Regions from separate parts of the Mus musculus genome. Here region 2 is linked to region 1. The links are chromatin loops, found by intact Hi-C in ENCODE. Cell type or tissue: heart. All regions are shown on one strand. Each heading gives the region's core, and the rest is flanking DNA. Links, peaks and the distances in the headings are about the cores only.

The links. Hi-C counts contacts between places; a loop is a spot of excess contacts. Peaks named below come from ENCODE experiments on the same cell type or tissue, not always from the same donor. Only the 100,000 strongest peaks of a DNase experiment are listed, where the experiment ranks them.
Region 2: it touches region 1 in a loop (2.7-fold over the local background); 2 of 42 quality-filtered maps call a loop at or near these places.

Annotation. Positions count from the first base shown.
Region 1 is chr9:8,064,650-8,081,306 of GRCm38, forward strand. It overlaps Cep126 (centrosomal protein 126), which reads right to left. Exons shown (of 11, transcript NM_001045524.2): 10 at 14,846-14,910; 11 at 11,983-12,297. The coding sequence ends at 12,235. Among named protein-coding and RNA genes, the nearest start is that of Cfap300, 30 kb to the left of the region's middle. In heart, for the core only: a CTCF peak has its summit at 9,888; no DNase peak of the experiment used is centred there.
Region 2 is chr9:7,970,296-7,986,952 of GRCm38, forward strand. It overlaps Yap1 (yes-associated protein 1), which reads right to left. Exons shown (of 9, transcript NM_001171147.1): 3 at 3,501-3,616. Among named protein-coding and RNA genes, the nearest start is that of Yap1, 26 kb to the right of the region's middle. In heart, for the core only: a CTCF peak has its summit at 8,441 (motif pointing right); no DNase peak of the experiment used is centred there; H3K27ac peaks cover 1,498 bases.

The DNA.
Region 1 (16,657 bases), core at 4,895-12,894:
TCTCTCTCTCTCTCTCTCTCTCTCCCTCTCCTACCTTCTCTCTTTCCCCCTGCCTTTCTTTAATAAAGCTCTAAAACCATAGAGAGTCTCTGCTCATCAAGATCCACTGCACTCACTCAGGTCAGTGTTGGGAACCTCTTCCCTCATCCCTCTCTCCTATAACCCTGGTGGCTTTAGCAAAGTAGCTCCAAGGTTTCCAGGTAGGGCTGCCCCTTGGCCACCCCCTGAAGAGTGGGCCAGAGGCTTGAATGCCCACCCAGGGATGAGTGGAAAGTATATGGCAGCTCTCCCATGCCTGACAGACCAGAGAATAGGTGAAACTCTCACGGTGTGTGGGTCTTTCCTCGCCTCACTTCCCCAGGGCCCCCCTTTTAGTTCCCAACTTGTGAAGCAATCTACTAATTGAATGTATCTGATAGTTTATGCCAAGTTGACATAAGCGAGTCATCAGAGAGGAGGGAGCCTCAATAGAGAAAATACCTACATAAGATCAAGGTGTACCGGGGCCTAGCAAATACAGAAGTGGATGATCACAGTCAGCTATTGGATGGGTCACACAGCCCCCAATGCAGGAGCTAGAGATATTACCCAAGGAGCTAAAGGGAACTGCAACCCTATAGGTGGAACAACAATATGAACTAACCAGTACCCCGGAGCTCTTGTCTCTAGCTGCATATGCATCAAAAGATGGCCTAGTCGGCCATCACTGCAAAGAGAGGCCCATTGGACTTGCCAACTTTAGATGCCCCAGTACAGGGGAACGCCAGGGCCAAAAAGGGAGAGTGGGTGGGTAGGGGATTGGGGGGGTGGATATGGGGGACCTTTGGGATAGCATTGAAAATGTAAACGAGGAAAATACCTAATTAAAAAAATTAAAAACAAAAAACAAAAAACCAGAAACACTGAAAATTATAGAGGAGAAAGTGGGGAAAAGCCTTGAAGATATGGGCACAGGGGGAAAATTCCTGAATAGAACAGCAATGGCTTGTGCTGTAAGATCCAGAATTGACAAATGGGACCTCATAAAATTGCAAAGCTTCTGTAAGGCAAAAGACACTGTCAATAAGACAAAAAGGCCACCAACAGATTGGGAAAAGATCTTTACCTACCCTAAATCAGATAGGGGACTAATATCCAAAATATATAAAGAACTCAAGAAGGTGGACTCCAGAAAATCAAATAACCCCATTAAAAAATGGGGCTCAGAGCTAAACAAAGAATTCTCACCTGAGGAATACCGAATGGCTGAGAAGCACCTGAAAAAATGCTCAGCATCCTTAATCATCAGAGAAATGCAAATAAAAACAACCCTGAGATTCCATCTCACACCAGTCAGAATGGCTAAGATCAAAAATTCAGGTGACAGCAGATGCTGGCAAGGATGTGGAGAAAGAGGAACACTCCTCCATTGTTGGTGGGATTGCAGGCTTGTACAACCACTCTGGAAATCAGTCTGGCGGTTCCTCAGAAAATTGAACATAGTACTAGCGGAGGATCCCGCAATACCTCTCCTGGGCATATATCCAGAAGATGTCCCAACAGGTAAGAAGGACACATGCTTCACTATGTTCATAGCAGCCTTATTTATAATAGCCAGAAGATGGAAAGAACCCAGATGCCCCTCACCAGAGGAATGGATATAAAAAATGTGGTACATTTACACAATGGAGTACTACTCAGCTATTAAAAAGAATGAATTTATGAAATTCCTAGGCAAATGGATGGACCTGGAGGGCATCATCCTGAGTGAGGTAACACAATCACAAAAGAACTCAAATGATATGTACTCACTGATAAGTGGATATTAGCCCAGAAACTTAGTATACCCGAGATATAAGATACAATTTGCAAAACACATGAAACTGAAGAAGAACGAAGACAAAAGTGTGGACACTTTGCCCCTTCTTAGAATTGGAAACAATCACCCATGGAAGGAGTTACAGAGACAAAGTTTGGAGCTGAGACAAAAGGATGGACCACCTAGAGACTGCCATATCCAGGGATCCATCCCATAATTAGCCTCCAAACGATGACACCATTGCATACACTAGCAAGCGTTGGCTGAAAGGACCCTGATATAGCTGTCTCTTGTGAGACTATGCCGGGGCCTAGCAAACACAGAAGTGGATGCTCACAGTCAGCTATTGGATGGATCACAGGGCCCCCAATGGAGGAGCTAGAGAAAGTATCCAAGAGCTAAAGAGATCTGCAACCCTGTAGGTGCAACAACATTATGAACTAACCAGTACCCCGTAGCTCTTGACTCTAGCTGCATATGTATCAAAAGATGGCCTAGTCGGCCATCACTGGAAAGAGAGGCCCATTGACTTGCAAACTTTATATGCCCCAGTACAGGGGAATGCCAGGGCCAAAAAAATGGGAATGGGTGGGTAGGGAAGTTGGGGGGAGGGTATGGGGGACTTTTGGGATAGCATTCTAAATGTAATTGAGGAAAATACGTAATAATAAAAAATATTAAAAAAAAAAGATCAAGGTGTAGACAAGCTTGTGGGGGTATTTCCTTAGTGATTCATTAGGGGGTGCCCAGACCATTTTGGATGGGATCATTTCTGGGCTGATAGTCCTCAGTTTTATATATATAAACAAAACAGGCTGAGCAAGCCATGAACAGCAAGCCAGTAAGCAGCACCCTTCCATGGCTTCTATATCAGGTCCTGCCTCAGGTCCCTGCTCTGTTTGGATTCCTGTCTTGACTTCATTTGCTGATGAACAACTATATGGAAGTATAAGCCAAATAAACCCTTTCCTCCCTGAGTTGTTTGATCGTGGTGTTTCATCATAGTGATAGTAACCCTAATAAGACACTGAGCCATCTCCCCTGCTCTCCCAGAGGACTTGTTATTTAAGCTCTATCCCATTCAACATTTTCATCAATGACTTGTATGAAGTTGAAGAAGGTATACTTATGGAACCAAATAGAAAGCAGTTTGCTCTTGTTTGGATATAGAATGTTCCTCAGGGGTCTATATGCTAAAGGTTTATTCACTAGGCTGGTTGCTAACAGTACATGGTGGGAGTCCTTCCAATTACTGAGGGCATATTCTCAAAGGAAACAGTGGGATCCCAGCTCCCCTCTTCCTCCCCTTCACACTCTGGCCATCAGGTGTACTGCTTTGTTGTATAATGTTCCTGCTGTGCTCTGCTGTGCTGCTAACCTGCCACCAGAGGCCTAATACAATGTGTGTCTGCAGTCATGGCCTGACACCTCAAAACTGTGAGCCATGATAAGCTTCAAACTAACACATACCTTAGTATCCTCAAATACAAGGAAATGGTGAACCCCAAGAAGTTCAGGAATAAGTACTTTGAAAAATTATTTTTAGAAAGGATCTCATGTTGCATAAGTTGGCTTCAAACTCATTATGTAGCTAAAGGTGATCTTGAACTTATGATCCTCCTGCCTCCTCCTCAGTCCTGGGATTCTAGGCACGTGCCATCATATCCAATTTTGTTTGGTGCTGGGGATTGAGCATAAGACCTTGTGCTTACTAGGCAAGCATTTCACTAACCAAGACCCAGGCCAGGAATATACAACTTTGAATGATGAATGAGGTGGCTGGAGAGCGGTTTCTGTGATTGTCTACTTGCTGCTCTTGCAGAGGACCCAGATTCAGTTCCCGGCAGCCACATGGTGGCTCACAATTAACTGCTTGCCACTCCAGTTCTAGTGGACCCAACACCCTTTTGGGGGGGATTTTGGGGGTAGTAGGTTATTGTTAGAATTTCCAAACCCAATAAGCCCATATAAAATATATAATCCAGTTATTATAAACTATAAGCCTAGATTGGGCAGATATAACACTATACCAACTTATTCCCCAGCTATAAGAACCCCTGCTGCTTGCAGTTTCTCCTGGCCATGTGGTTTTGGTCCATCATGGTTTCCTCTTCCTCTATCCTCTCTCCTTCCCCTCTTGTCCTCTTCTCTTTCTCTACCTGCTCCCACTCTCAAACCTCCAGTTCCACCTTTCCCCTCCACTGCCTAATCATGGGCTCTAGCCTTTACTGACCAATTAAAATGGAGAGAAGGTTCACATGAGATCATTCTGAATTCACAATGGACTGCTTGGCAGAGCCAACCCCTCTTGAGGAAACAAAATTAACATCAAAATACAAACAATGTCAAAACAACCCACAACAGTAGGCATCCATGTGATATATATGTATGTATACACACACACACACACACACACACACACACACACACACACACACATACACACACACATATACATTGCCCTCAGGCAAAACACTCATACATGTTTAAAAAATTTGTATATTGATTGTTTTCCACAGTAATTCATTCTGGTGAGTCCTAGAGTGCCTAAGTAGACTCTTGAAGGAGTCAACACATTGAAGATTTCATTTTCCTTATAACTCAACAGAAAAATTAAATAAAAGTGCTTCAATTTAAACATCTAACCTCCCAAGCTAACTCACCTCTCTCCTTGTGGTTTGCTCCTCAGGCACCAGCTCCCTGCCCACCACCTCCAGTTACTGAAGGGTCGGTTTTCTAATCAGACCACAGGAACACCAAAGTCAAAAGAGCAGGACCTGATTTTCAGGAAGCCAGTGTGAACGCCAAATGAAAGGGTCCAGAAACAGATATTATCATTATCACTAGAAAGTGCAACTAGTGCAAAAAACCAGAAACTTTTCTGCTTTCCAAGCCTCCCTTCCCTTTCCAGGTCTTTTGCTCTGTGTTCCTGCTGTATGCACATGGTTTCTTACCTCTAACACCTTTCTTCAACTGATGACTCTGCTGATTTTTTCTGAGGATGGTATCAATGTGGGATGTCACTTCAGGATTTCTTCTGAGGATCACTGACTCACCATGACTCTGCTTCACTCACATGACAAGCTCCAGAGATATAGAGACCATTGGCAAATGGCTGTTTTATGCTCTGGATCATTGCTATCAGTTGTCTTATTGTCTTTAAATAGACCCTTCTCTGAGGTATTGTGTGTACTGCCTCTCCATCATTTTCAAGTAGTTAAGACCTAAGAGGAGCTAGGGTGAGCTCTGAGAGGGGGTATGAGAGGCTAGACTCCCTGGAAGACAAACATAAGTGGCCATAGTTAGTTAATAAAGATGAAGAATTTTCAAACAAATAACAAAAAACCAAAACCCAGAGAGACAAAGGAAATGATCTCTGATGACAAAGACCTGTTGGAATCTGGATTTATCTTATATTTTGCTTGAATAAAATGCCTGATCACTGGTTAAGAGCACTGGCTGTTCTTCCAGAGAGCCAGAGTTCAATTCCCAGTAACCACACAACCTTCTATAATGGAGATGGAGTCTGATGTCCTCTTCTGTCATCTAGACATATAGGAAGACAGAATATTCATACACATAAATAAATAAATAAACCTTTAAAAAGTACATAGTTGAACAGACACTATTCTTTCTAGAGACAAGAAAAATCAGTCTTTTCCTGGTTTATCCAATGGGAAATTATAAGTTCCAGGCAGTTCTTTTTTTTTTTTTTTTGGTTTTTCAAGACAGGGTTTCTCTGTGTAGCCCTGGCTGTCCTGGAACTCACTTTGTAGACCAGGCTAGCCTCGAACTCAGAAATCCAACTGTCTCTGCCTCCCAAGTGCTGGGATTAAAGGCGTGTGCCACCAGCACCCAGCCAGGCAGTTCTTGAAGGGATTGGATACACATGATTGCTTTCAAGTCCAGGTACCTTTCCAAATTCATTAAGTACTTGAACTGATGTTGGTATCCCAGAGAAGCTAGTGTTTCTCTGCTTGGCATTCCATTATTCATCTGAGATAAACAAAGCTAGACATGAATGTGGGGTTTAAGGTATATTTTCAGCTCCCCAAAATGAACTAAAGAGAACAGCATGGGTGAGACAGAGCAGTTTATAGTGGGAACATCCTAGAGCAAGGGATTTCCACAGAGGCAACCCTCTTGACCCAAAGAGATGGCTCAGCAGGTGAAATGTTTGCACACACACACACACACACACACACACACACACACACACACACACACACGAGAGAGAGAGAGAGAGAGAGAGAGAGAGGGGGGGGGGAGGGGGAGACAGAGAAAAGCTCAGTATCTGGTTGATACTTCCTTTGCAGCTGTTGTATTTTTCATGTAGGATGCAAGATGAATGCTGTCTCCCAGAACAGTACCTTAGGCTTTGTATCTACAAAAGTATTTTTTAGAGAATTGAATGAAAAAGCTCGAGAAATGTTTAGAGTACTAAACTAGTTTATGCTTAAAAACGCGAACTATTATTATACTGCCATCATTGTCATTAGTGTTGCCTGGCTCCATCATTCCGTCATTCTTTGTGTGCAAGCAGTACCTCTTCCATGGCAGGTCCAGGCCAGCGACTGGGGTGGAGGCATGGTGACAGCATGGCCTGTGTAACGGGAGTGTTTCTGTCCAGGTCCGGGATAAAAACAATGCTAGCTCTACAGAGGACATGAACATCCTCTTTAGTTTTTTAAATCAAAGATTAAAAAAACATCATTTATGTGAATCTGTGTGTATAAATGCTTGGGTGTATATCTGTGGAGGTCAGGAGAGGGCACAGATCTCCTGGAGCTGGAGGTACAGGCAGTTGTGAGCTACGCTGCATGGGGTTGAGACCTAGCCAGAAACTCAACTGTGCTCCATCCCTGGAGCATGCACTATGGACGGAGAGAACTGACTCCCGTGAGTTGTTCTCTGTCAGCGTATGTGCTGTGGAAAGCTCTGTCTTTTTCTCCCTCCTTCCTTCCTGCCCCCTACCATAAAAGTGAAAATATGTAATAAGTTTCATTTCAAACTACCTCATGTTTCATCTTCTAATTGCCCTTTCTAGACAAATAAATTAAATTAAATAAGATTAAGAAAGAGTTAACATGCTTCCCTTAGGCCTGTACTTCAAGAGGCCTTTCTGTTGGATCACAATATATACGAGCAAATAATGACCTCGGGTGTTCATTTAACTCCTGTGCCAGTAATAGTGCACAAAGAGAACCGTCGAGTGTCTGAGAAAATCTCTACAAGCCTAGAACTATATAAGGATGAAGAAATTGGCTTATGAATATGGATAGAGACCTTGGGCTTCAGCTCTGTTTCCAAATGACCAATTTGCAGCACCTCTTTCCTCTCCTAGAAAGACTAAGAAAGCAATGCATGTTAAACAAGTTTGTCTAGGATTCAAGGCCAAAGTTCTATCTGCAGGGAATGTAGATAATGCTGTTAGCAGAATTCAGTGGTAGAAGGGTCATTGAGAAGGCTCTATGGGTAAAGCACCTGAAAGCAAAGGCCTGACAACCTGAGTTTAATTCCTGCATGCAGGTGTGAATCCAGATGCAGTAGGTGTGTGCATCTGTGATCTCAGACTTCCTATAGGGAGTTTCTTAGTTAGAGTTTCCATTGCAGGGAAAGAGATACCATGACCAAGGACAACATTTAATTGGAACTGGCTTACAGGTTCAGAGGTTCAGGCATCAAGGCAGGAAGCATGGCGGTGTCTAGGGAGTCATGATGTGAGAGGAGCCAAGAGTTCTACATTTTGATTGGAAGGCAGCCAGGAGAAGAAGGGCTCCCATGTGGCTAGGAGGAGGGTTTCTAAGTCCACCCCCACAGTGACACACTTCCTCTAAGGTCACACCTACTCCAACAAGGCCATACCTCCTAATAGTACCACTCCCTGGGCTCAAACCATCACAGGGAGACAGATGGGACAACCAGTGGAAGCCTGTGTGCAAGTTAGTCTGTTGGGAAGTAGGAGAGGCAACAGGACAGATTCTGTCTCAATAGGCAGGAGGTGAAGACCAGCTCTTGAACTGATCCTTTGACTTTGATGTGAACATCATCAGCTTTGCATAATTGCATTCTCTCTCTCCCTTCCACTCTCATCTCTGCCTCTCACACAGAGAAATAAGAATTTTAAAAATCTACTGGGAAAAAAAGAATTTCTTAGTAAAAAGAAATATAGGGTACAGGAGCAAGTAGTCAGGGGAATACACGAACTTCCTCCCTTTCTTCCCTCTCTCCCTCTTTCTTTTTATTGATTCTCTGTGAATTTCACATCATGAAGCCCAATCCTATGCATCTCCCATTTCCTCATATCTGCCCTCTGCCCCAAAATAACAAAAACAACAAAAGCCATCTCGTCATGGAAGCTGCAGTGTGCCACAAGTGCGTCCCACAGTACACACTTTGCCCAAACAGCTTTACTGACAAATGTTCGTTGCAATGAGTCTTTGGTTTGAAGCCTCTGGGTTCTGCTACACTATCAATACTTCATTCTCACTGAGCTCTTTTGTCTCTATCCGAGTCCATAAGTCAATTTCTTCATCCCATTTTTCCCGTGTCATGGGGATCCTGCAGCTTTGGATTTGCAGGACCAGCCCCTTCACCTGCTTCAGTAGTTCATAGTTGGGGTGGTACACCTCAGAGCCCTGGATCTGGGCCTGGGTGGAAGCTGAGTTGGTCTGCTTGCCAAGTCTCTCACTTTGCCCAGGCAAGGGCAAAGTGGGTGTGTGCATCTCAGGAGAGGCCAGCTGTCCTGAGTATGGTGGCCATCAATGGGCAGGGCCACCTCAGCACAGGGCTCAGGCAGCATCCCAGACCAGGGACATCCACATGGCCTCTGGTGGTAACATGGGTCTTGGATATCACCACAGACCCTGTTTGTGATAGAGCTATGGACATGGCCCTCAGTGGCAGCCCAGGCCAGGATGTTATCATGGCTTCAGGAGGCAGTACAGGCTACCCAGACCAGTCTGTGTTATCGTGTGTCCCCACTCCATCCCTGTAGAGTCAGCATGGCCTCCAGGGAGCAACCTGGTCTCTGGCAGCAGCCCAGACCACTGATATCCAGATGGCCTTTGATGGCAACCTGGGCCACAGACATCAGCACAGACCCCAGCTGTAGTATGGCCATGGACCCAGACATGGCCCTTCGTGGCTGCCCAGCCTGGACATCTCCACAGCCTCAGGTGGTTGCGTTCCATTAGCCACATCACCATGAGACAGCTAATAGGAAAATCAAAATGTCAGATCTGTTTTTGCTTTTTTAATCCCTACCTTCTGGCTCTCACATACTCCATCTCAGGACTTCAACCATTCACACAGCTAACCTGACCACAGACACCCATGGATCATCCTTCATTTCTTCTCTCCATCCTATATCTTATGACCAATTGATTAGAAAAGAATTAAAAAATATCTTCATTACTGCTGGCTTATTACCACTGTTTTTATTAATTACATTCTAACCCTGGACTCACTGATTCTAGAGAGCTTTTATTGGGCCCTGCTTAGACTCATACTCCTTTCTCTCTTCTGTAACACATGGGGGGGGGGGCAGCTCTGAAAGGCCCCAGCTTGCTCCTGTGTCTGGTCCTTCCATGTCACCTCCTCTATTCTCTCACCACCACTAAGCTGGCTGGCTATCTTTCATTCAGATCTCTGTTCAATCTGTATGTCTACCCCTCTAGACTAAAAAAAAAAAGAATGTTCTGTGTTTTTATTTGACCCAAATCTATAACTTTTACTAGGTCTCAAAGGCATTAGTCTACTATGTTGTCTTAGAGACACCTGTTAATTACTTTTTCTAAAATATAGATTTCAGTACAATGGGACTACTACTGTACATTCTTCTGAAAACTTAAATTCACATAAGCTTCAGGGAATCAAAAAGTTGTAGGATTTGGATCCACCTGCCACAAATCAAATGGATTCCAGGTAAATATATCTGCCTGTTCTTAAAAATGGGATTTTTTTCCCCCCCTTGGTCTTGGGATGCCTTACTTTCCTCAATTGCTAGACAATTTTAACTTCTGTTCCTAGTCTATATTTGACTTAGCAGATTTTCACCTGGCTGACAGACTCCATCTAGGGATCACCTTTGGAACTGCTGAAATGCTCCATTGCCCAGCATTTTCAGCCTGTCTGGTCCCCTATGACAATATCCTAATACTGTCTGCCTAACAGGCTGAAATGCTAAGTCAAAAAGGAAACCTAGACCCATGCTGAAAAGGAATCTATTTTGTGATCTTGACAACCCCAATGGCTATGAAAGTAGATGGGATCCAATCCTGGATTCATCACTCTCATCTGAAGCACCCCCACAAGCCCCAAACATCAGGATCTGGACCATCAACGGGTCATCACACAACATCTGCAGGACCAGAGGCTGGAGACTAGTTTTCTCTTTTGTGTTGCCCCAGGCTGCTGAGGAACATGCTCCAGTACAACACATATGAACTTTGATTAGAACTACAGATGGGAGCCTAATTATCAGTGTTTCTGCCTATGGTCCCCCCACTCTCACCTTTGGCTTATGTAAATTGTTTGGGCCAATATGGAATAGGCACCCAAAGACTGTAAACATGTATGTTCCCTCATTCTCTAGGTCTTTTGAATATGGGATCCAGAGTATGGAAAACAGTTTGGTTGCCCTTCAGGTATATGCTTGTCACTCAGATGAAGACTGAGTATGGAAAACAGTGTGGCAACCCTTCCTTGTCCCTCAGATGAAGACCCCAACTGTAGGGGACAAGATGTGCACTTTTGTGCTTCACAGGGCTGTGAAACTTTAGCTCCCTGGGCCACTGATAAGGATAATCATATTCAGTTACAGAGGATGGAGAGTCAGTCTAAAAAAAAAAAAACCCTAAATAACCCAACCCCATTCAAACTAAGATAAAAAATGGTGTAACTAATGTACATGAAAGACTTGGAGACTCTGTCTTTGTGCATCTGGTAGTGTGATCCTGGGATGATGGTCCAGGCCACCAATAACAGAGCCTTAGACATCACTGGTTCCAACAAAGTGTGAAACCATCTCTCTGACTCAGGAAAGACAGCCCCTAGGCAAGAGCAAACCACCCGGCAATCTTTCTGCTATTGCCTGGCCAATAGGCCTCTCTCCAACCTTGGCCACTTTTCCCTCTACCCCATGAGTTCTCCCTTTCCCCTTAGGAACAGAGGAAACTGGGGTACCTAGACTCTTTAGGTCATTATTGTACTTGTACATCTCTCTAAGTATGCTATTATTACGGTGAGGGTGGCTGGGAACACCTAGGACTTCTACACTGATACCACATGACCAGGGCAGCTCCAGTACTAGTTTCTTCCCTAATACACACGGGCACAGCAGGGTCTTCCAATATGGGAGCAGCAGCATTTATTAAGGAAGATCAAATTTTTAAATACTTAAGTTTACAAATTGATCAAGACTCCTGGACCCTGACAGACAAGGTCTTACTATGTAGCTTTCATTGCCTAGAACTTCCTATGTAGACCAGGCTAGCCTCAAATTCACAAAGACACACACCTGCCTCTGCCTCCAAAGTGCTGGATTAAAGCACCTGGTCCTGTCATACATAATTTTATAAACCCTTCTGAAAGAATATGTAAGTTTTGCCTTTGCTTCAACTATCTATCTATCTATCTATCTATCTATCTATCTATCTATCTATCCATCCATCTATCTATCTAACTATCTATGGGTTATCTATGAGTTTTTTCTTTTTTTTGGTTTTTCGAGGCAGGGTTTCTCTGTGTAGCCCTGGCTGTCCTGGAACTCACTTTGTAGACCAGGCTGGCCTCGAACTCAGAGATCCACCTGCCTCTGCCTCCCAAATGCTGGGATTAAAGGTGTGTGTCACCACGCCCAGCTTCAGCAAGAACTCTTAAATGTCAAAAGGCATCTCTCTAGCCCTTACTTTGAATTTTTATGTCAGTTTTTTTGGGAGACTAATAACCCTTGAATAAAATGAATATGCAATCTAGTAAGATTATGGTAACATAAAAAGCAGAGATCCTGTAAAATCTTAAACAAATAGCTTTATTATTTATGGGGATGTTATTAATAATAAGTTTCTTATATACTTGTACAAAATTTATTGGAACTTCAGAAAACAAAGATTCACTATCATCCCTAATACATAATTTGAATAATAAAATAGTCTCTTATTTTTAAATAGAGAAAATTTATATCCAGTAGCATGCTTATTGAAAACAATGAAATATTTCATTCATTAAAAATGTATCAAGAAAATACATAATAAAGTATAATTTGTAGCATAAATATAAGCTAGTAAATTCATTTTCATTAAGTACATTATGATTTACTTTTATAAACATAAAAGTCTAGTATTTTAAATCATTAATAAATGCAGAATTACAGAACTTATTTACAGGAATTCTCAAAAATAATGATTCCACTAAGTAGTGACTATCACAGCTCATCAGTATTTTCTTTGCACTGTGGATCCAACATCAGGAGACAGACTTGCCCTTGGCTGGCTGCTCTGTAAGAGAGTTCAGAGGGTTCTCTTAACTGTCACATCTGCAGATGTTCACAGGTCATTCTCTTTTCAGATCATGACTTTTAAGAAGACTAAAACTCAAATCAAAATAGTACATGCATCAATTTCAACGATGCTGTATCCTGCTCTTTGTAGGGCATCCTATGGACAGTAATAATTCACACTTTTCATATTTTACTATTGGTAATATGTGCTTTGGAGGAATTTCCTTTGACTGTGTGAGTGCTGTGGTTCTGAGTGGGCAGATGTGCTCGTCTGCATGTGCACGTGCAGGCTCCAACTTAATTATTATTCTTCTTTTGAGACAGGGTCTTTTCACTGAAACCGAAGATCACCATTTTGGCTGACTGGCCAGTGGAGCCCTGAGGTCTGACTGTTTCTGAGCCTAAGGGATGATCCAGAGACCTTTTTTATGTGGGTGCGAGGGATCTGAACTCAGGTCCTCATGCTGCACAGCAGGACTTCACCACTGAGCCACCTCTCCAGATCCTTAGGAGTAGCTTTCTGAAGCCAGGTGTGCTGTGCACCCTATAATCTCAGCTCTTGCGAAGTGAGAGGCAGGAGGACCAAGTGTTCATGACTAGCGATATGATGTCCTGTCTCAAAAAACACAATACAATGCAGAGGAATGCTTTTGTCATCTGTTCTTTCCTTCCTTGTTTGTTTATTTACAGAAACACTCGAAAGTCATATAAGATTCTGGGGTTGTTTAACATATATTTTAGGCCGAAGAAATAACTTGCTTCTTAAAAATTCATTAAATTAATTTTATTTTAAAACTAAATAAGATACTCTAAAATGAAAATTCTAAGATTTGTAGGGTTGTTTTACTTTGATAATTTACACCTGCGCAACTGTAGGGCCTTGGTGGTCTCCTGGCGACTCCGTTATATTGCACGGTTCACCTGCTGCCTCAGGAGCTCCCTTCTTTTTCTAGCTCTGCCCTATCAGAGTGCCAGATGCACAGACGAGCCAGAGTTGGGAAGACTGTAGAGGGGCCAACATGGAGAAAGCTTGGGCTGAAATAGCCCTCCCAGATGGAAGCTTGCAGTCATGTCCTGAAGAATAACCTGGAAAAAGGCAGGTAAGGTGGCAAGAGCAATGGAGACCCCAAAGAGTGCCAGGTTAGAGGACAAGTTCCCAGGGAGCAACAGGGTGAAGCTGCAGGGACCAGAATGCCTCTTTCCAGCGTTAAAGCAAAGTTACAACTTTGCCTGCTCTTGGGATGCTTCCTCTTATTAGGCTGCCTTGCCCAGCACTGGTGTGAGGGCCTTTGCCTTGTCCTACTGTATCTTCTGTCCTGTTTGGTTGTTGTCTCTTGGAAGCCTCATCTTTTCTGAAGGGAGACGGTTGGGGAATGGATCTGAGGGAGAGAGGAGGTGGGAGGGGAGGAGCTGGGAGAAGTGGAGGGAGGGAAACTGTGGTCAGGATGTATGGTAGGAGAAAATCATCTATTCTAAATAAAAAACTATCACATTAGTCACGTGGTGGTTGCTCATGCCTTTAGTCCCAGCATTTTTGATTCAGAGGCAGGTAGATCTCTGAGTTCGAGGCCACCCTGGTCTACAGATCAAGTTTTAGGACAACCAGGGCTACACAGTGTAACCCTGTCTTGAAAAACAAAACAAAAAGACACTAAAACAACATTTGGACCTAATGTAGCCAGAGGGTTACCCATTGTTAGTGGATTGGACCCATCTTGATAGGACTATTGTTCACAGATCACTGCAGTTAAGCATGGGTAAATGCTAAAAACGTAAGCATTTGTGTTACAGATTTGATCATTAGGTCATTAACAGACATTTCTCTATGGAGCCAGATCCTTTGAGAAAAAAAAATGTATTTAAAATGTGACATATACAAAGTCTCATAATGAAGGAGCCAAAGTAAAGATACTTAGAATTTTAAAATTTTGGATCCATTAAATTTTTATTAGGAAGGAAAAAATATCACTGGAAATATCAAATTAGGCAATTAAAAAAACTTAGGGAAAACACAAGCAAGTAGGGAACAATCGAATGTCAACAAGGCTGTTCCAGAGCTGTGCCTAGGTGGTGGTGGTGGTGGGGCAGCGGCAGCTTCCTCTCCTCACTGCTGCTCACTGTAGGCCTGGCTCAGAACGAGCACAGGCGCATTTTACACAAGAGGCAGTATTGAGAAATGTAGACTTTGTACAACTTTATTCCTTTCTATCAAGATTTCAGAACCGAGGGCACTCAATGTTATCTTTCAATGGTTCTTACATGTGAAAAAGATTTATTTTTTGTATTCTATGTGACTGAGTGTTTTGCCTGCACACATGTATGTGCACTCATGTTCCTGTGAGGTCAGAAGAGGGCATCTGATCCCCAGGAACTAGAGTTACTGATGATTGTGAACCATCATGTAGGTGCTAGGAGTCAAACTTTGGTCCTTTGCAAAAAGAAGTGTCCCTGACTGCTGAGCTATGTTTCCAGCCTGACTCTGAAGGTTCTTATTTCTATTAATATTCACATAAACCAACCAAAGAAAGAATTTAGGAAATACTTACCAGAAGTGGTATTAATTGTAAAGTATTTTTGATGGAAGGGTTTTTGCGAATTGCTTCTTGTACATCTGAAAAAATCATACCATGACACAAAAAACAATTATGCACAGAGAATCACTGATGAATTAGTAATGAAATTCTGATGAGTCAAAATATTGAAAATTGAATATAGGACTCTTTCCCTATTGAACCCAGAAATAGTCCTTTACGTATACTAGGTCCAAAATTAAGAGCAATTTGATTGGGAACAATTATATAAAACTGAAGGTGAGTTCAATTCCCAGAAACCACATGGTGGATATCACAACCATGTAATGAGATCTGGAGCCCTCTTTTTGTATATCTGAAGACAGCAACACTGTACGCATATACATAAAATAAATAATTCTTAAAAAACCACAAATAATTTGTTCATATATTTCTTTTTCTTTCTCCCCCACCTCTCTCTCCTCTCTCTCCCTCTCTCTTTCTCTCTCTCTCTTTCTCTCTCTCCTCCCCCTAGAGATAGGGTTTCTTGGTGTACCCCTGGTTGTCCTGGAACTAACTCTGTTACCCTTGAATTCAGAGATCCACACCTGTCTCTGCTTCCTGGAATTAAAGGCTTCTACCACCATGTCTGGGTTATATTCATATACTTCTCAAATACAGTAAAGTACAGAAATTGGTATCATAAATGATATGGTGATCTTGTATCTCCAGTCTCTCAGAGACCAGTCCACACAGGAGAGTGCACTGGCCATAGAAGCAACAGAGCCTCTTGGACAGGGTCCCTTCCAGCTTTCATCTTCAGCCAGGAGGCAGAGCTGAGACCCAGTCCTCTGTGCACCTTCCCCGCCAGAGGAGAAACAGCCTCCAAAGAGAGCTCTGACCCCGGGAATCAGGCAAGATTGCCATCTTGTATCCTGGGTCTGTCAGAGACTAGTCCATGCAGGAGAGCATGCGGGCTGCAGAAGCAACAGAGCTTCTTGTACAGGGTCCCTTCGGGCCTTTATCTTCAGCCAGGAGTCAGATCTGAGCTCCAGACATCTGCCCACCTTTCCCGCCAGAAGAGAGCTTGCCTGAAAGCACTGGGACACTAGTGACCACTGGGACACTAGAGAGAGTTGGACTCCCAGGAGTGCTGACAGAGGGTAACAGAATCACAGGAGGAAAAAGCTCCAGTCAGAGACAGCTAGAACATCTAACACCAGAGATTACCAGATGGGGAAAGGCATCTGTTTCTGTTAGTAAGAATCTTACCAAGAGAAACCAAGACTACTCGGCATCATCAGAACCCAGCACTCCCACCACAGCGAGTCCTGGATACCCCAACACACCCAAAAAGCAAGATTTAGATTTAAAATATCTCATGATGCTGGTAGAGGATTTTAAGAAGGGCATTAATAACTCACTTAGAGAAATATAGGAGAACACTGCTAAACAGGTAGAAGCCCTTAATGAGGAAGCACAAAAATCCCTTAAAGAATTACAGGAAAATACTGCTAAACAGGTAGAAATCCTTAAAGAGGAACACAAAAATCCCTTAAAGAATTACAGGAAAACACTGCTAAATAGGTAGAAGTCCTTAAAGAGGAACACAAAGAATTACAGAATTAAAGAATTACAGGAAAACATAACCAAACAGGTGATAGAATTGAATAAAATCATCCAAGACCTAAAAATAGGAAGTGGAAACAATAAAGAAAACCCAAGGGAGACAACCCTGGAGATAGAAACCCTAGGAAAGAAATCAGGAACCATAGATGCGAGCATCAGCAACAGAATACAAGAGATGGAAGAGAGAATTCTTTTTTTTTTCTATCTTTTATTAGGTAT
Region 2 (16,657 bases), core at 4,935-12,934, 94 kb before region 1:
TGAGATTAAAGCTTCCTGGGGGTTGCAGCTCAGGGTAAGGGCACGAGCAGGGATTTGTTTTGATCTCCTGGTCCAAGATTGTATAGCTCTTCTAATTTTCATTTCAAAACATTTATTTCACTCTGAAATGTCTACATGGAGAAGGACTAAAATATTCTTTAATTTATGTGAAGTAGCTGGGGATGGTAGCTCACATCTCAGCACCTGAGAGGAAGAAGATGAAGGAGTTCAGAGCCAGCTTTGGCTACTTAGTACAAGGCCAGGTAGGGATACACAAGACATGATCTCAAATGAGAGTATGTATGTATGTGCTGAAGCCCCAGTGTAAGTGGAGGAGGGGAAGACGGGGGCTGGGGGAGTGGACACGGGGACAATGTTCAGTGGAAGAGTCTTTCCCACATCTGGGTGAGGCCAGGAACTCAATTCTCTATTGGGAGAAAACAAAAAACCTCCAGATTTAGTCACACCACACACACCACCAGTGTCATCAGCACTGAATAGACCAAGTAGCATGGTCTCTGGCTAAAATTTGTTTTATTCTGGAGACTTCCACATATAATAGGCTCCCACGATCCCCAAGTTTTAGGTGCATTGATTAAACCATCAATGTATAAAAAAAAATTAAATAAAAAATTAAAACTGTATATTAAAATGTATAGATATTTTGTTACTTCACAGTAATCCAGTATAACCAACTACTTACATGGTTAGAGACCATTTACAGCACACACTAGTTTAAAGCTTGCCATTTAAAACACTCCTGTATTCTATAGGTGACCTGGACAGTTCTGACTTGGTATCCCTGGAGTCTTGAACACAATTGTGTGTGTGTGTGTGTGTGTGTGTGTGTGTGTGTGTGTGTGTAGGGAGCACTAGGTCTCACTGCAGCCATCCCCCTGCCTCTGCTCTTGCAGTGTTGGCTTCCTGGCATGTGTCATTACACAGCTTCCTTCTGAAGTAGTTGGTGATTATATTTTTAAGGCCTTTGTTTCAGCACAGCTGTAGACCTATCTCTTCCTAGCTCACTGTACCGTCTAACCACAAAGTCCTCCTTAAAGGACAGTGTAATTACTAGAAACAAATCTCTATGAGCAAACCATAGTTTCTGGTCTCCAATGTCACCCTGTCCTCTTTTGTCCCCTCTGCCACTTATCACATGGTTTAGAGACTAGGAGTGGGGTCTTAAGAGCTCCTAGCAAGTTCTAAATACAGACTTCTATCACCTGAAAACCAGCTGCTGTTACACCTCTGACTCTCAGTGGGAGGCTGCAGGGGAGAACATAGGGCTCAGCTGGTAAAGCCTCCCAAGCTTGATACTTGAGCTCAACTCTTAGACCTGAGGCAGAAGAGAATCCAACCCCAAACCTTATGCTCTGACACACTGAAGCCTCTCCCCCATACATAATAACAAACAATCAAAATATAATTTTTATTGACGGGCATGGTCACAGACACTTTTAATCCCAGCACTAGGGAGGCAGAGGCAGGTGGAACTTTGTGAGTTTGGATAGTCAGGGCTCCATGGAGAAACTCTTTCAAAAGAATCAAACCAAAAAATGGAAGGGTAAGGATAAACAAATGGATGAACCACTGTGATAAAACAGTGTTCTAAAAGGAGTCAACCAACTTCAGTGAACACAGGCTGCCCTCATCTTCCACAGTAAGGAAGTGTCTGCTACTGACTTTTATTTGAAATCTGGTAGTTAAAGAAAAAAAAAGTTACCAAAGTAAAACTACCAGTGAAAAATACCCACGTCATTTTCACCTTTTAAACTCTAGGATTTAAATCAAATAGATTCTGAGAGTGCCAAAGTCTATGCCAGCTGTGGGACCTTATTCTTCAGCAAGTCACCTTTATAATTAGCATTGCTCAACCCCACATTCTACCCTAACTTTCATTTTCAGCCATCACCTTTTAAAGCTTGTTTTCAACCAAAGCAGGCGTGAGGTTAGGGCAGGAGGAGGTCTCACATCTGCAAACCCTCCAGTCAAGTCTGCTACCAGATTCCTGCCCACTGTTAGAAGCTCCAGTTAGGCAGCTGTGTGTGGCCTTGGACCCATTCAACAAAGAGAAAGGCTCACTGCACCTGATTGGGGGCAAGGAAGAGGCTTTTGCTTACTACCTGTCATTTAAGCCAAAAGCTTTCTTTCTATGGGGCTGGAGAGATGACTCAGGGGTTAAAAGCCCCTACTGCTCTTGCAGAGGAACCAGGATGGGTTCCCAGCACCCATGCGGTGGCTTATAACCATCTCTAACTGCTGTTTCCAGATGTGCCCTCCATGGCCACCTATGTACATGGTATGTCATACATACATACAGGCAAAACCTATACATTTCAACTAAAAACATTATTTAAAAATCAAATAAAAAAATCTCATATACAGAAAAGAAACTTAAACACATAAGGGCTTTAAATGAATCGATAACTTCCTGTAGCATCCATCTCTCCTCTAGTGAGTAGGATTACTGCTCATTATGCAAACAAGGAAAAGCTGTAGTCACATAACTGTGTTTGCTTTTGTTTGGTTGAGACAGCGTGCACTATGGAGCCTTGGCTGTTCTGGAAATCACTCTGTAGACCAGGCTGGCCTCAAACTCACAGAGCTCTGCCTCCTGAGTACCGGGATTAAAGGGTCCCCTCACTGCACCCAGCAGTGAAGACGGTTTAGCAATGCATGCTGCTACATCTAGAAGTAAGAGGGGTAGGTGCTCAGTGGTTTATGGCACACAGTATCCTTATAGGTTCTGTCAAGGTAATACAAACATCTGCTTTAAAAAGAGTTTGAATCTAGCAAGATGGCACACAAACAGGCAGAGGCAGGCAAGTTTGAGGCTAGTTTCTGGCAGATCCCATCTCAAAACCAAACAAATAAAAAGGGAGTTTTGAATACCAAAGCTTGGACTCTAACACCCCTAAGGCAATCGTGCCATACAGCTGTGCTCTTCTCATCCTTAAAGCATTAAAATAAACTACGTGCTTTCTATTCATATTACAAATGCATGAGTCAAGGCCATCATAGATCCTGGACGGAAGACAGCAGCACTCAAACACAAACTCACAGGGTGGTAGAGGCAGGAGGAGCGGGGCTTCTGGGTCAGCCATCACTACATTAGACCATCTCAGGAATGCTTTGGGGAAGGGGGCGTTCAGGGGTAAAGGTGCTTTGCTGCCATGTCTACCGACCTGAGTGTGATCCTTGAGTGTCACGTGATGGTAGGAGAACAGACTCTCTAAAGCTGTTGTCATATGCCATTGTGTAAGTACACACACACACAACAAACAAATATGATGTCAAAAACCAAAAGTAAAAACACCAAACAACTTACAACCACATGACTACAGGAAGCCTGAGCTTTAGAAAACTCCTGTCCAATTATCAGTCTCCTCAATGGATTAAGACTAAATGCATGCTACTTTAACTTCAACTGGCTCTGGGTAGAAAGGAAGACAAGGATACAAACAGCATGCACGTGGCTCTCCCAACAGGGTGGTGCTCACCTGAGGCAGAATTCATCAGCGTCTGGGGCACCGCTGGGCTGGCAGGCGCAGGAACGTTCAGTTGCGAAAGCATGGCCTTCCGGGGGTCCTGCCATGTTGTTGTCTGATCGTTGTGACTGAGACAAAGCAGAGTAAAAGTCAAACCGTCACCCCTAAGAAGCCTCATACAGAGAATGGCTGAATCCTCAGCAGAATCAGAGCTCACTCTGCCTTCCCACCCTGGACAAGTCACTGAATTACCGGTAATTTCTATTTGTTGGTATGATGTCTGAGTGCTTTACCACTGAACAAGTGTGTGTCCTTTTAGAAGTCTCTATGTTAAAACCCAAGCTACAGGGGACAGGGGAGATGCCATACTAGCATAAAGATCTGACCTCCATACTTGAGGGAGGGAAACAGACGGACTCCCTAGAGCTCAGTGGCCAGCCAGTCCAGTCAAGACAAGATCAGGACTTAGTGAGAACCTGTCTCGAGACAGGAAGCAATGGAGGAAGACATCCAATGTCAACTCTGGCCTCCTCCATACATGCAAGAGTGCACATGTGAACACACATTCACAAGTATAGTGCACACACACAAAATTCAAAACCCCAAAGAGCCCTAACAAAGACTGTAATCTGGATTACGTGGGTATGTTTGGGCAACCTGCTTAATCTTCACAAAGGGGTAGTGGAGACTGTTTTATTTACTTCCCAGAGTTTTGAGAATCAACTTCATATTTAAAAGCCACTGGACCTGTGGCTCCTATAAAAGGCTGTGAGCCTGGCATAGTGGTGCACACTTTTAATTCCAGGACCCAGGAGGCTGAGACAGGAGGATCTCTGTGAGTTCAAGGCCAGCCTAGTTCACCTAGTAAGTACCAGTTTCCCAGTACCCATCTATCAAGCAGTCTGGGTCAGAAACGACTGTAACTACAGATCTTCAGAATTCTGTTGTTTTTCTGGCCTCTGTGGGCACATACATATACTCACACACAAATTTAAAAACAAATCTTTTATTAAAGGAAAAAGAATAATGTAGGTGTAAGAGAGATAGAAAGGTCTAGAGGTTTCAGATGGCTGTCACCTGGTAGGGGATAAAGTGATAACACAAAGATTCAGTAAAAATGTTTCTAGAGGCTAGAGAGAGATGGCTCAGAGGTTAGGAGCACTGGCTGTTCTACCAAAGGTCCTGAGATCAATCCCCAGCAACCACATGACGGCTTAGCACCATCTATAATGAGATCTGGTGGCCTCCTCTGGCATGCAGACCTACATGTAGGCAGAGTACGATATACATAATAAACAAACCTAAAAGAAAGTTTCTAGTCAATTAATTCAACCAACATCAAGCTTAGAATTAACTATGAGCTAGGAAACAAAACAAGCAAACACAGATACACTGTCTCCTCAGAAAGAATCCCAAAATAGTAACTGTAGGAAACCTCTGAACAGAGAGTTCTTCTTTTTTTTTTTTTTTCCTAAAAAAAGAATTGTTTATTTATTATCTATAAGTACACTGTAGCTATCTTCAGACACACCAGAAGAGGGCATCAGATCTCATTACAGATAGTTTTAAGCCACCATGTGGTTGCTGGGATTTGAACTCAGGACCTCTGGAAGAGCATCTCTAGAAGAGCATCTCTCCAGCCTGGACAAAGAGTTCTTGCTTACAACATAACATGGTCAATTTGCAAATCAAGGCAAAGAATAAGCAAGTACCAATCAAAAGATGTGCCCAGTAACTCTTAGTGCTTTTCAAAATCTTGATTTTGGAGTCAGTAAGCTGGCTCAGGGGGCTAAACATACACAGGCCTGACAACCCAAGTTCAATCCCACACATGTAAAGGTGGACCCTCAAAGGCTGGGCATAGTGGGAGTATTTAATATCAGTACTTGGGAGGCAGAGGCAAGAAGAGCTCGAGTTTGACACCAGCTTGATCTACATAGTGATGCACTACACAGATATGTACATAGTTCTGGCATCCTATGTGTACATCATTTTATCTTTATTGGGAAATATAAGTAGTTTTAACTGTTGAAAAGCACCCTACCATAGCCCGATAAAGAGATAGCTTAGTTCACAGAGATGCAGGCTGCCAGAGCAGGCTACCCCAAACACAGTGCAACTCCTTTCCTCTTTAATAGCAAGTCTTGAAAGTGACTTCCAGGTTAAATTAAACATGTAATATGTGTTTTAAATGTTTGTATTCATCAAGTTTATAGATTACACCATTACCCTGAATCTCACAATGGGGCCGGCTGTGGGTGAAATGGAAGACTAAAATGGGCAGAGAAGCAGATAACATGAGCAGGCACTCGCGCACACATACACATGCATGCACGTGCATGTACACACAAGTTTTTAATAGAAAAGTGTGAAAATCTGCACTTAAATATAAGACTAGTGAATTGTCTAATGAGAAGTCAAGTGACTGACTTGACTACAAAGTTGACTTAGGGTTGATGTGTTAGCGCACACCATTAATCCCAGGACCCGGAAAGATGTGAGTTCCAGGCCGGCGAGGAATCTGGTGAAGGATATATAGGGAGGGAGACCCTGACTTTAGAAAACGTGCAAGTCTGTTTTTGAAACTGGCTGTGAAGACTGCTTGTGTGTTGAGCGTCTACCTAGTGGTAGTGCTAGGGAGGTTCCCTGTACCTTATCAAACCTACACACTGTGAAAGAGTGGAATGTTAGTTACAGTCACGTGCTAGAGGACACTCTTGTCCAGGGAAACCTATGCGCTTTACTGATTCTAGAGCAAGGATATACAGTCCAGCCTAGTGCTCCTACAGCTCCAGTTCTGAGACCATAGCCAATCCTTTTATGAACTCACCACGTACTGTTTAGAACTCTCAAGGGCTCAGAGAGACACATAGCATAATTCTCTGATAAAGATGAGACAATTTATACACTTTTCTTCTATGGTAAGTTTTTCAGTATTGTCAGAAATCAAAATCTAAGACTGGAGTTCAAAGTCCTGGGTTGTCGGTAAAGTGCTCAAAAATGTGTGGGCAGAAACCCTAATCTTCAGTCACATGGTTCCCCTCCAAATCAACACGTTTTTCATAATGATATATCAATCGACACCACTTCTCCCAAGCTCACAATTTGATTTTTCCCCCTTTTATTATACAGAAAATGACAGAGTCAGCATAGCATGAGCTGAGAACAAAAGCCAGAATTCAAGATTCATGAGTCTCCAAATAAAGTCTCCAAAGACCTTCCCTAACTGTCATTGTGCCAGCCCCAAGAAGTCTAAAATCTCAGGAAGTCTATCCAAGTGGAGTCTCCCAATAACTTGCAGATTTACCAGGGTTGGTGAGCATGGCTTGGTTGTTAAGAGCAGGTCTGCCACTCAGCACTCCTTGAGACTCCAGGATCCACCCAAGTACACACACGCACGCATGCATGCATGCACTCGCGCGTGCGCACACACACAGACACACACACACACACACACACAGAGTTAGATGTGGCATCCTGTGAAGCTCCAGCACGCAGGAGGCTGAGGCTGGAAGACTGTGATGAACTGAAAACCAGCCTGGGCTACTTAGTGTTCCAGGCCAGCCTGGGCTCCAAAGTCAGACCTGTTTCAAAAACCAAAGGAAGGAAGCAAAAAGAAAGAAAAGAGGTTGACCCCTAACAATTTTAAATATTCTCTTAAATCTACTTCTAGACATGCTGTTTTAACAACAAAAAAGCCAGATTAGGACCTCTCTGCTTCACAGATGTATTGGAGTTAAATAAACTGATAGGCCCGAGTAAATGGTATTTAAATGCAACTACAGCATGCCAGAAAAAAGTAGCTTTGTTTTAGAGATGAAAGGCAACATTAACTTTTGATTTTATGTCTGTCAGTCCGGGAGGGGAGACTGAAGGTCAGAAGCAAGGACGTTCAATTCAGACCCAGGCCTCCCTCACCCTCCTTTGCTGTGACAGGAATCCACCCTGAGGCCCTAGAGCAGGGCCAGGAAGACAAGTTTAGGCAGCCCATCCAAGCTCTGACCAGCTCTTGGTGGCCGCCCACAGCAGACCAGCCCAGGGAACTAGGAACTAGCTCTGACCAGCTCTTGGTGGCCGCCCACAGCAGACCAGCCCAGGGAACTAGCTCACATCTACTGCAAATAAAGGCCTTTGGGCATGCCGGCTCCCAAACATACTTTAAGGGAAGTCATCTTACTAAAGACCTGGGATTACATCCACTGTATATTACGGCTACACTGACATTTTAACTGCTAACAATACAAGATTTTAGCCACCCAAACTGCTAAGACAGATGAGTCTATTAGGTTTTAAGCATTCCCCAAATGGTAGAAGAGACACTAAGTAGGAAAGTGGCAATTCATATGAACTTTGGCTAATAAACCAGCTCCCACTGAGCCTAACAAAATAATATTAAAATAGTATTTTTTTTCGGGGTGTGGAAGTGAATGACTTTAATCCTAGCACTCCAGGGGCAGGGGCAGATCAGATCTCTGTGAGTTCAAGGCTAGCTTGGTTTACAAAGTGAGTTCCAGGACAGCTAGGACTATTACATAGAGAAACCCTATCTTGAAAAACAAACAAAAACAAACAAAAAAAGTATTTCCTGGTTGAAAGGCTGATCACTGGGACAATGCTCACATGCGTTGTCATGATCACATTTGATGATTGCTGGATCATGTGCTGATTTTGTGTTCAGTTTTATCTTGAGGAGCTTTGAAACCTTCTACTTAGAGTGTTTTTCATTTCAGCAATGCACAAAGCTAGCGCTTGCTTAGGAGTGTGGGGGAGGGGTAAAGCTGAAACATGGGAACGGGAACAAGAGATGAGGAGTTACATACTATATGTACGTTTTGTTTGTTTTCTCTACCTAACTAGTGACTTCAGGTTATTTATTTTTATAGTTTTGTAATTTGTGTAGTATGTCTCTGTGTGACTGCATGGGGCATGTGCTGATGGTGTTAGAGGCCAGCAGAGGGCATCAGATCCCTTGGAGCTGGGGTTATAGAAGATTGGGTGTAGGAATTCAATTCTGGTCCTCTGCAAGGACAGCAAGAACTTGATGTAGGATTAAAAAAGAAAACTAATGGCTTGCTTATAGAGATTGAAAATCTGTTGTTAAGTCCTAGCATTCAGTTACCTCATAGATCATCTTTGTCTCCTGCAAAGCAGTGTTAGTATGTTTCAGAATGTAGTGCGATTTCTTAGTCACTGACTTGAAGGCTCAGAGAAGAAAGGTATAAATAATGTCAATTGTGGTAGGATTGTGTTGCAGTTGTGTTGTAAACTGGGTAGGGTCCTAGTATTTTACCTGAACAAATATCCTGATTCTAGGCAACTACAAAGTGACTTTTCCCTTTCTAATTTACTAAGTGTGTAAACTTACATCAGACAAAAGGAAGACATTAATCAGTATTTAAAATTTAGTGTTGAAAGTTCACTAATATTCTACATAACAGCCCTACATTCTTGGCTTGGATGAGAGTCTATCATTCACTTTCTTAAAAAGAAACAATGTGATTCCAGGCTTGTTACTCAGTAATGAGCCCAAACCGCACCGCTGACATCAGACACTTTTAAAGGAAGGAAAAGCACTTCGAGTAGGAGAGTGGGAGAGGGGTAAAGATGCTACTGGGAACTTCCTAAAAAGTCTGCATCGTTCTCAACTCCTCATGTGTCTGTCACGCAGAGGAAGATAAGAGCTCAAAACAGAATAGTGGTATAGGTCAGTAGCGGAGCAACAGCTTATAACATGTGATTCCCTGGGCTTCATCCCCAACACAAGAAAAGGAAAGAGACCTACCTGCGAGAGTTCTAACACCCTTTGCAATGCCTGCCATGAAGAAACTACATGTCTTCCAAGATCTGAAGCAAGCGCTAGCTTTGTGCACTGCTGAAATGAAAAACACTGCTAAGTAGAAGGTTTCAAAGCTCCTCAAGATAAAACTGAACACAAAATCAGCACATGATTCAGCAATCTATTTCTAGACCCACCGGAAAGACTCAGGCTCTTGTGCGCTCATGTTAAAGCAGTGTTATTCACAGTAGCTCATGGGGAGACAACTCAAACGTCCACTAGCAAACCAACAGCAAAATATGGTATACACAAACATTGGTAGGCAGCCAGGTAAAAGGAATACTGGCTAGTGAGACAGTTCTTAGGGCAACGGCACTCCTGCCAAGTTTAACAACTCAAGTTTGAGTCAACTGACCCACTTGGTAGGAGAGAACTGACTCCTAAAGTTGTTCTCTACATCGGGGCACATAAGCACACAAGCTTTAACTAGACCAGCTTTTTAACTCTCGGGGCATAGTCTCAGATTTAAGCCAGGCTAGCCTTGAAAGTGAAGAATCTCTCTGCCTCAGTGTACATGTGGGCACACACACAAACAAACATAAGCAAGTATGAAAACTAAGTTACAAACCACAACATAACATACACATTGAGGGAAACAATACCTACACTCCAGGGTGAGACTAAAAACAAGGTCACATTTGGATGTACTCTACTCATGAGCTGCTAGTGGGAGAGGAACAGTGACCTTTTACTGAAGAACTACTGGGTAATATCCAAAGTCTATAATTCAAACAGCCTGAAAATACACAGCCAAGTGATATCCATGAGCCATGCGATAAGGAATTATTTATTCTTTTCACCTCGCAGTGTTTTCCACTCCCCACCCCCACAGTAAACATCAGTTACTTGTACAATAAGACTATACAATAGGTAGAAAATAAGGACCTTAGACAATAGTGTGATGTTCAGAGAACATAAGACACTATTTAAAAAAACATTCTCAGAAGAGATGTCATGCAAAAACCAACATTTGGGAGGCTAAGGAGTCTATCAAGTTAAAGGCTAGCCTGGTTTAATTGGGAGGCTATTAAAAGAAGACAAAAAAGAAAGAAGGGAAAGCAAGAGGGAAAAGGGCTGGTCAAAAAAGCCACAATGGAAGGGATAACCCATTCCCCAAAGCAGACTGTCTTCTGACCTCCCAGAACATTCATGTGAACACCCAAAAAAAGTTGAAAACAGAGCCAATCAAGGAAAAACCCCTCCAGTCTACTGTGGGGTAGGGGCACATACACTTGGAGCATAGAGGATCAGGAGTTCACAACACTCCTGGCAAGATATAGACTCCACAACACACCCTAGAAGTTAGCCTGGGATAAGTTAGTCCCTGTTTCAAAAACTAAATTACAGTAAAAACAAAACCTACATCACATCTCAACATGATTCTAATGTTATATGGCTAACCCCAAATTTTAAACACTCATAGGATCCTTTATCTGCCACTGGGCGTCTTGCCCTTGACTTTGACTTGAGACGTATCTGCAGACTTTTGTCTCCTGTAGAAACAGCTGTAACAGATGCCCTCACCTCAGCTTTCCAGTCAGTACTCTGCTTGGCTCCCCAAAAGCCTATATTGGTGGCTGTTCATAAGCAAACCAGAGACTGCTTGCAGGTAGAGCAAGTTTAATCTGTTAAGTCAACCCAGAGCCAACACTTTTTTATAAGGCCAGCATACCGCTCACCATGTAGAACTTAAAATTCCATGGCACAGCCTTTAACGCCAGCACTAAGGAGGCCGAGGCCACAGCAGGTGGATCTCTGAGTTGGAGGGCAGAACTTGGTCTACAGTGATTCCAGGAATACCAGGACTGTACTGAGAAACCCTGTCTCAAACAAACAAACACCAAGCAAGTAAGCAAGCAAGCAAGCAAACTAACAAGAAGCCATAAAAAATTCTAAGTCAGAGTAAATCACTACTCTAAACAGTTAAGGATAACCATGAAGTTAATGAGACAAATGGTTTATACTAAATATTAAATATTTATAAATACATATATAAGATGATAGGGAGTTTGAGAAATGTTCACCCTGTGCACCAGCTGTCTTGAAACTCCCTGTGAGGGCTGGCGAGATGGCTCAGTGAGTAAGAGCACTGACTGTTCTTCCAGAGGTCCTGAGTTCAAATCCCAGCAACCACATAGTGGTTGTAATGAGATCTGTAATCAGATCTGTAATGAGATCTGACTCTTTCCTCTGGTGCATCTGAAGACAGCTACAGTGTACTATGTATAATAATAAATAAATCTTTGGACTGGAGCAAACGGGACCAACCAGAGTGAGCAGAGGTCCTAAAAGTTCAATTCTCAACAACCATATGAACAACCAGCACACTGTACAGCTACAGTGTACTCATATACATAAAGTAAAATAAATAAATCTTTGTAAGAAAAGAAACTCCTGGGGGGGGGGGGGGCGCGGCGGCTACTTTCTGGGCTGGAAAGATGGCTCAGTGGTTAAGAGCACTGAGTCCTCTTCCAGATGTCCTGAGTTCAATTCCCATCACCCACACGGTAGTTCAACCTTCTGTAATGGATCTGATACCCTCTTCTGGTGTGCCTCAAGACAGCTACAGGGTACTTCTATAAATAAAATAAATAAATTAAAAGAAAAGAAAAGAGAAACTCACTACGTAGCCCAAGCTGATCTCATACTCTCATGGCAGTATCTCAGCATCCGGCATGCCAAGATTACAGGCAGGAAGCACCAAGCTTGGCAAGAGTGAAGTCTGGAGTGAGAGCTCTTCAGTGTTAAGTTCCATAAAGAACCAACAGACAGACGCATGGGCATTTTAAAGACAATTCACTGGTATCATAAGAGCATAGAAAAATTTAAAAATGGTATCTACAAAATATAATAAATAGGAAAAAGAAAAAATGCTCTCACTAAAATTCTAAAGCTAACAGCAGAACAATCTGCTTGCTTGGAAGTCCATTTTGGGAAGCAAAGATGCACGGTCGAGAGATGAATCATGAAGTCCTTAATCCCTTAGCCATGCTCTCTCCACGTCCATCAGGGTCAATGCCAACTCCCTTGTGTAGAGAAGATGTCAGGTCACTTCCTGTAGAGTCTATATTGATTACAGCAAGTGAAATTTAATCACTTAGCGACACTGAAAGACCAACTAACTTATCAACCTTGTACAGGAAGTTACTTTGTGATTTCTTTATAGTATCAAGTGCTGGGATCTGGATGCAACCCTGACCAGGCCTGGCAGAGTGTCCTGTTCCATCTCTGAATCGCTGCGATGAGACTAAACAAGAAATTCAGCAAAAATCAAGAGCTAATGCTAATGAAATACAAATTACACATTAGTATATGCTATGACTCCAGGAAGGTACCTGGGTTCCAGATTGCTGTCTCAAAATCCTGCCAACATTGGCCAGCTTTCTGTGGTTCTGTTAGCCAGAGAGCAGAGAGATAAAAGTCCTCTCAGCTCACTAGAGATATTATCAGGTAGGCTTCTCTATTTTGTGTCCTCCTGACTTTGAAACAGGCCCTTCATGCCCAGCATTAAGAAAACCCTAAACTTCAGAGGTAAAATATCAAAGCTATACATATTAGAGCTGAAGAAATGCTATACGAACAAATACTCATGGCCAATGTGATGGCATGCCAGGTCAGAGGATGCACAACTCAGCCTTCACCTCTCATGTGCTGGGGTTGCAGGGTGTGCCAAGAGTTCAAGATCGTCTGACCCACATGCACAGTAACTTCCAGGCTAGCTTAGACTACATAGCAAGACCCTGTCCCCAAGAACTTACAAACGTCTTAGTCTGGGAGGAGGTGAGGACGAATATACTCAAAATCCATTGAATGAAATTCTCAAAGAATCAAAGCATTATGTATTAAAAATGCCTTGTAGACATCCTAAAGTTATGTGCCTCAAGCACTACTCCTTTTAGGCTCAATTTCCCTATCAGTTCATTGTTTATAAGGCTTAAGTTTCTTATTATGAGACTGAAATGACACATTTATTAGGTATTTCTTTTCTTCTCAGTTTCACCTACCAACAGAAGCCTCTTTCTACTTTCAGAACTCACGTTGGGGAGAGGGAGAGGGAGAGGTAGGTCACAAACATTAGTGCATTTTCAATGTGTCAGGGAACCTTTCTGAGCCTCTCTACCTCCTCTCACCCCCTCATATCCATTCAGAACCCAGCAAGAGCGAGCAACAAGTGTATCTGGGGTGCTGACCCACTGCTGGAGAAAGGCTATTCTTAGGAAACAGCAGGGGTTGGCTCAGAAGTAACACTGCACTAGAGGTCACCGTCTCAGATTTCAGATGTGAGCTCCAGTTCCCAATTCCTGTGCAGAACAGCTCAAGGGGCTTTAGGAAGCCTCCTCAATGTCAAGAGCCTGTAGGACTTCAAATCTAAATACAGGGATAGACTGGGTAAATAGGGTGTGCTGTTTCATGCCTGAAGCCACAGCTTTCAGGAGACTGAGGCAGGAGAATCACTGTGGGTTTGAAACCAGCCTGGGATACAGAGTAAAATCCTGCCAACAAAAAAAGAAAAAAAAAAAAAAAAAAAAAAAAAAAACCATGGACACACTAATCTTTCTTTTAAACAAAAGCCCATGCTTAGAAACAGTTAAAGAGAGGCTGTGTATATGTCCTAGCCAAAGGTAGGATAAATGAATTATATTTCATAACTATACTGTCACAGGTTTTTAAACACAGACCTATTCTAAAAAAGGTCCGCTTAATATCAGCCTTATTCAAAGTAAGCTGCTGATCTCTAAATGTTTCTATTAAATTATTTCACTTTCAGCCAGGGTGGTGAACTAAAAATACAGGCAACATTGTTGGAGATGAGAGAGCCTATCAAGTGATTTCACGTAGACAGACAAGCACACAACTCAGACAGGGAGGCACCAGGCGATTAGCAACCCTTTACAAAAATAGATAAATAATGCTGCAATGCACAAACTGCCATCCAGAATGCTAGGCTGTATTCCTGAAAGTACAAGTATAATCCGTACTTGAAGAGGCACCAGAATAAAATCAAGTAAGGCACTAGGAGACTGTTCAAAGTATTTTCAGAGACACAAGTATCAGAATGCAAGTTTCTTTCCTTAGAACTTTTTTCTCTATTTAAAATTGATTCCTTTACTAACACAATAACAGAAAAGACATTCCACATTAAGACCATGATGAAACTTGAGCTAATTCTATATACAAACTGAGAAAGGCTTGTAAAATTTTTATATGTGAAGCTAAAAATGTTTAAAATATCACTGCTTTTCAGACAAAGTAAAACTTCTCCTTTAAAAAACTAAGAGGACATTTATATGGCTCCTTAACGATTTCGTGGTACTCTCATGCACAATCATGTATCTGTATAAAATGATACAGAAAATGTTTATCTAGCAGGAGTAGTAGAAGCCTAGGACAGGGGAAGGAGATGGGAGTGAAGGGCTGCCTATCTGCTGAGGCTTCTAAAACTATGTCTACCTCTAGCTTGACCCTGTTTGATGACAGAAAAAAGTAGACAGATAACAAGGACTTACTGAATTTTGAGAATTTTCCATTCATTCCACCGCTCCTTGACAAATGAATGTACACATCTGAATTACTAGGGAGCCTTTGAACCAGCAGTTATTTTGAAGGACATAGTAGGTGTCTTGGCTTAATTAATTTAGCAAGTACTTATAATCACTTAACAAGATAAAATGAGACCCGTGGGAGATACGGAAAGTTCTGCCCTACTCTATAAAAAGCTCTTCTAAGACAAACCCAAAACAATATATATAGACTTTAACTGCTGAAAAGCAGCAGTCTAGATGGACAGAGGCTGCCCACGCTTTCCATCAAACAGACTCACAGGTAAAACATCTTTTTATATAACAGTACTGTGTAGTAACACTTGCAAGAACATTAATATGCACACGGGCAAATATCTAAGGCTGATCTGCCAAATCAGGCATAGTATACACAGCACATACACAGATCTGCAGATATAAAAAGTGATCACCCAACTTAAGTATCTTAGTAACTGTAAATGTATTAAATAATACCAGCAACTTTAGGAAAAACACAATAAAGTTCATTTATAGGCTTTCTATGAATTAAAATGAACAAACAGCCACCATTCATCTATACCATATCAGTTTCTTAAAAAAACATAAAATGCTTGTTTTCCCCTTAGGGAAACTACTCAATAATCAACTATGAGTACGAATATTTGGCTACTTATACTTAGTCAATTAATTAATTAATATATCTCCATATCTGTCCCCCATGCAGGGTCTCTCTTGTATAGCCCTGGCTAGCCTGAAACTCGCTTTGTAGACCAGGCCTTAAACTCATAAAAGATCTACCTGCCTCTGTCACCAAGTGCTGGGTGATATTCAGCATGTACTACAATCTCTGGCAGATTTGTTTTTAGGGTAGTCCTATGTTCTAGAGAAAATCTAAGCTGGTATAGCCTGAATGTGCACCTCATTAACTATGACCCAACACTACTTACACTACTTACAGCTTAAGAAACAAAAGCTTTAGTTAAATGGCCTTGCATTTTCTTCTAACTATATCTTTTGGCTGCTTGAGATTTTTTGTTTATATCAGCAGAAAGTTAAAATTGTAGATAGCTGTCCTGTCGGGCAGTGGTGGCGCACACCTTTAATCCCAGCACTTGGGAGGCAGAGACAGGGGGATTTCTGAGTTCGAGGCCAGCCTGGCCTACAGAGTGAGTTCCAGCCAAGGCTATACAAAGAAACCCTGTCTCGAAAAACAAAGCAAAACAAAGCAAAACAAAAAATTGTAGATAGTTAGGAAACTACAATATAGATGGCTTGTGCTGATTAGACAGTTCACATCACTGTTCACGTTATGGTAATGGATTTGCTGTTCAGAAGGCATCGCCTGGCCAGAGGGTAGATGGAGAGGTGTGCAGAAGGTGTGGGTGTGGTGACGCAGGCCTCTAGTCTTGACACTCAGGAGACAGAGGCAGGTGGGTGTCTGAGTTTGAGGCCACCCTGGTTTATAGAAAGTTCTAGAATATCCAGCACTATACAGAGAAAACCTGTTTCAAAAAACAATAATAATAATAGAAATTATTGTAATATATATATATATATATATATATATATGAAAGTGGTGTAATATACACACACACAAAGTAGAACCTAGTTATATACCTACTCCTTAAAGTAAAATGTTGAAATATAATGTATTATTTAGGATTATATAATTGTCTAGACTTCAAAACTGTGCTATGTATTAAGAAATTTGATTACTCTGAATATTTTCAAGCCTTTAAAAGAAATTTTGACTATGTGGGGGAAAAGAATACATGTGTATGCTAGGAATTCTACAGTCTCATTGTCGACTGAAC